2 separate regions of the Homo sapiens genome follow, and region 2 is linked to region 1. Evidence: chromatin loops called from intact Hi-C (ENCODE). Cell type or tissue: sigmoid colon. All regions are shown on one strand.

Region 1 (2,500 bases):
GACCTTGGGTAACTGAAACCACAAAAAGCAAAATGGTGGATAAGGAGTGACTATGTATAAAGACAATCAAGAGTAATATGGACATCCTAACATGCCACAGACCTTACTGTGCATCAATTTTACATATGCATAAAACATCATCACACCTATTAATATTTCCCTTGAGTCTGATACCAACGAATGCCATAGAAAAGTAAATTTTCCCATCTTACCATTCAACTGAGCTCAGAGTCAATGGACGATTCATCCAAGGTCAGCCTGCTAGGAAGTGACAGAATCACAGTCAGATCTTAGTTTGATATCAAGCCCAGTTCTCTTTCCACAGCACCAGATATGAACTTTTATAATGTGTTGTTCATACAGCTTTCTCATCTCTCATTCCTAACATTCCTACAGTGAACACTTTTTGGAAACCCAAGTCTTTTAAATTATCTGTATTTTAGGGCCTAGGGCCTTAACTTAGTCAAAGATTCTTGTTCTCCCTATCCTGTGTAAATATTGTGATTCAACATGCCATGCTCTCACCAACATCTACAGTAGTTCCACACATTTGTTTATCTACCTAAGATTCCTGCCCTTAAAATCTTCCTCCTTAGATCAACGCAATCTTTCCTTCCCTGGTTGTCCTTCTGGGTGTCTGTAGACCTACAGAAAAGCACATGATGTATGAATTGTTATTTACAGTCTCCGTCCTCATTGAAAATCTCTGTGTCACTCAGCAATCCATATCAGGGCTTATATTGTTCTCACTCTCTATTGCTTAACTCTTCAAAATTTCTCTCACTTTCTAGGCACTTTTCAACTCACTACCATCAGGGCTCTGTCCTGATTATTCCACTGAAACTGCTCCTGCAAGGAGCCCCTAATATCCAAATACAGTAAATTGGCTTCAGGTCTAGCCTTTTTTGACCTCTCTGTGGAACTAAAACTAGACCATTCTTTTTTTCTTGAAATTGCTTCTTTCCTTTATAGTACTCCCAGCTTGCTGTCTTATTTCCTTCTTAGTAATTTCTTTTCAAGCTTCTTATCTTGTTCCCGGATGTTATGTAATGACATCTCCTGAGGAATCTGTAAGGTTTTCATCCTTGACCTCCTCTTCATACTCTATACGGTCTTCCTCAGAAAAATCACCCACTCCTTTGACATCAAATATCCGACATATACCAACAAAGCTTTCATGGATCTCTGTAATTATGGAGTTTGGGGAATTGTGGAACTGATCAAGGAAAAAGATATGACCACGAGGTGGCAGTAGCACGCACATGCTTTATTTGGCTGATGTGTCTGAAACATCAGCCCCTGCAGCATGAGACCATGGGTAGGAGGGCAAGGGAACTCTTAGGGAAAAGGAGTATCGGAGAGGGGTTTACATGTCTAGTTTCTGTCTCGCAGTAGCAAGGCATGAAGTCTTTGGGTCAGAGAGCTCCAAGTGGCAGTAGCAACTTGGGGTATTAAATACCCAGGGTTTTATTCTATCTATAGCTAGCAGATGTTAGATGCAGTTTTGTGGGGTATGCAAAGCAGGCAGGCTCCAAATGGCTAAAAATCTGCTTGTTTGAGCTATATTTAAAACAATTGGGTGTGTAGCAATTTGAGTTTTGGACTAGTATGCTTTTGAGCTAATAGGTCTTAGCCTGCCATGAAGAAATAAACAACCTAGGGACTAACATACAGAGGGCATCATGGGTCATTTATATAGTAGTTGGTCAGATTTCTGGCTGAACCTCAGGAAGCTCAAAACTAAACCCAATATATTTCTACTAAATGTAGTTTCTTTTCCTCTTATTCTATCAGAAATATAATATATTGTGCCATTGAGACTAAAGTACTCCTCCTTCCTGTCTTTCGTGCACTTTAATCCATGACCATTTTACTGATTGTACTCTCTTCACATCTTTTACTCTCTCATACATTATTTCATTCCTCAGTGGTTTGGATTATGGCTTCTCTGTATCTTGCCTAGGTTATTATCACTGTCTCTGAAATAATCCTCTTCTCCCTTGTCCTGCTATTGCCTGGTACATTCTTTGCACTACCATTGAGATAATTTTTCTGAAACTCAAATGTGATGTTACTTGCCCGGTTAAAACTTTTTTAACTCTCCGTGATGTAGAAGAGGTGTTGGCAAACTATGACCTCTAGGCCAAACCCAGCCTTCCACCTGGTTTTGTAAATAAAGTAGTTTTATTAGAACACAGACACTCCCATTCATTTGTATATTGTCTATGGCTGCCTTCGTGCTACCACAGCTGAGCTGAGCAGTGGCAAATAAGACCACATGGCTCACAAAGTCCAAACTAGTTGCCCCCAGCCACTTACAGAGAAAGTTTGTCAACCCCTGGTCTAACTGTAAAGTTTGGAAGCTTGGCACGACATACAGGACCATTCAGGAGGTAGCCACTTTACATCTTAGTTTTATCCTAGCCCATATTCCCCACTGCTACTCTAAATCGCACCCATATGGAACTACTGGTAGTTTCCAGAATGTACCACGATACTT
Region 2 (2,500 bases), 540 kb after region 1:
CTCAGTGGCTAGGTACTAAATGGTTATAACTATTAACTTAATTGTTATAATAGTTAATTGTTGTAATAGTTAAGACTGTAACTACCAATGACCACATGCTCATGATCTGCCTTGTACCATGCTAAGTGCTTTACATACATTATCTGCCAGCCTTACATCAGTTCTGTAAGGAAAGCATTACTATCCTCTTAAAGAGGAGAACTGGAGGCTTAAAGAGATTAGTGACTTGGTCAAGGTCGTAGAGCAAGGAAAAGGTAGAGTTGGAGTTTTAATTCAGTCTCCATCCGAATGAAGAGATGTGTGGGTGGCCATGTGAAACACATACGGAGCATCACTGCATTTGCGCAATTTCCACCTCAAATCTGAACCTGGTCATGCAAGCCTGAAGACAGCTGGCTTCCCCGAGACAGCCTAGCCCAGCATCATAATGTGGGCTGCTGTCAGTTAGACCCAGTCTGGGGCTGCCAAATTAATGAGCCCCTAGACTATCCAAGATGATCTGCACAGTGGCTTCTGTTCTTTCCCTGGCTTCATCTTTATAGCTGTCCTCAGTGAGATGAGCACTGAAGAAGAATTAAATAAGGCCATGAGCACATCAACAATGAGAATGGTCAATATCACCTATGCTGAGGCTTTACCTGGGGCCAGAGGCCAGGATTTGTCCAGAAAATTTGTACCTTTAGGGTGCCAGCAAGGTGGAGAACTTGTCCTTGTCTGCACCCTATTTCATCTGACTTGCTCTAAACCCTTCATCAGAACCTGAACCAGAGCTGAGGTTCACATGGATAATCTCTCCCTTGAGGCAGAGTTAACTCTCTTCGGCCTACAGACAGCAAAGGAGAATGATATTCAATGGAAAAATTCAATGTTCTCAGGCTACTCAAAACTTCCTGTTAAAAAAGAAAAAAACTATGCAAAAAAAACTTCCTGTGATTTGTCTATGATTTCTTATTTTAAGGATGAAAAAAATAAAACCCAGGGAGAGTAAGCACTTCCCCAAAGTCACCAGCAATCTCCTGCTAGAGCCAGGCTACTGCTGAGGTCTCCTGGCTCCCTGCCCAGAGCTCTAGTCACCATAACACACTTGCTTAGCTTTAAACTCAATTTGCTTATTTGAGGCAAAACTAAAAGAAGACACAATTTCTTTTTGTTGTTATTGTTTTTGAGACACAGTCTTGCTCTGTTGCCCAGGCTGGAGTGCAGTGGCACGATCTTGGCTCCCTGCAACCTCTCTCTCCTGGGTTCAAGCAATTCTCCTGTCTCAGCCCCTCGAGTAGCTGGAGTTACAGGCATGCGCCACCACACCCAGCTAATTTTTGTATTTTTTTTTTTAGTAGAGATGAGGTTTCGCCATGTTGGTCAGACTGGTCTTGAGCTCCTGACCTCAGGTGATCTGCCCACCTTGGCCTTCCAAAGTGCTGGGATTACAGGCATGAGCCACCGTGCCCAGCCAGAAGGCACAATTTCAAAGTCTCTGAATATATTTGAGCATTTCCATAGACAGATGGCTCCTCCAGCCTCTCCCTTTGCATTACGAGTTTGAGGCTGCTTGGTGGAATGAAGAAAGGATTGACTTTGAAGCCGGCTGGGCCCTTTCAAAGCCTTGGGCTTTGACTCTTGGCAAAATCACTTTCTCTCTCTAGCCCTAGGACTGTTGTCTGTAAAATGGTACCATTACCTGCCTGGCAGGGCTGTTGTGTTCCTGCTTATTTTTGGAGCTCAATTCTAATGTCACTTTCAGTGTTCCCTGACCTTCTATCTAAAGTGGTCTCTCTAGAGGACTTCTGATTTCAATTCTGATATATGAAAAGGTTAGAAGCGCTCTCATCCTTACAAGAAAAATACGGGAAACTGGAAAATCAATGACTTTCTCTGGATCTATCAGAAAACTGGGTTTGGAGGCCAAATCTCCATCTGGGTTCTGGAGAGAAAGGCTCTTCCAAGAAGTCCAGCTGAGATCTCCTTACCTGGAGCAGAAGCCAGCTCAGTGATGCCTCAGAACGGATGGTCCGAACTTACAATGGTTCAACTTACAATTTTTTGATTTTATAATGGTGTGAAAATGACACACATTCAGTAGAAACCATACTTTGAATTTTGATCTTTTCTAGGGCCAGTGATATGTGGCACAATGCTCTCTTGCAGTGCTGGGCTAATGTAAGTGTTCTGAACATACTTAAAGTAGTGTAGGCTAAGTTGTGATGTTTGGTAGATTAGATGTATAAAATACATCTTCAACTTACGATATTTTCAACTGATGATGGGTTTATTGGGACATAACGGCATCATGAGTCCAGAAGCATCTGTAGTAATTCTGATGAATTACTGCAGGTAGTGTGTGGATTAGTGTGAGAAGGACAAACATCTACAGCTGCAGTCTTAGTGGTGGCCCCCACACTTTTTTTTTTTCCTCTGAGACGGAGTCTTGCTCTGTCACCCAGGCTGGAGTGCAGTGGCGCGATCTCGGCTCACTGCAAGCTCCGCCTCCCGGGTTCACGCC

What was found. Hi-C counts contacts between places; a loop is a spot of excess contacts. Peaks named below come from ENCODE experiments on the same cell type or tissue, not always from the same donor. Only the 100,000 strongest peaks of a DNase experiment are listed, where the experiment ranks them.
Region 2: a loop joins it to region 1, with 10 times the contacts of the local background. A loop is called at or near these places in 40 of 110 quality-filtered maps.

Annotation. Positions count from the first base shown.
Region 1 is chr10:80,923,274-80,925,773 of GRCh38, reverse strand. No RefSeq gene overlaps it. Among named protein-coding and RNA genes, the nearest start is that of LINC02655, 270 kb to the right of the region's middle. In sigmoid colon, a CTCF peak has its summit at 1,245 (motif pointing right); no DNase peak of the experiment used is centred here.
Region 2 is chr10:80,387,019-80,389,518 of GRCh38, reverse strand. No RefSeq gene overlaps it. Among named protein-coding and RNA genes, the nearest start is that of PRXL2A, 20 kb to the left of the region's middle. In sigmoid colon, no CTCF peak of the experiment used is centred here; a DNase peak (open chromatin) is centred at 1,038.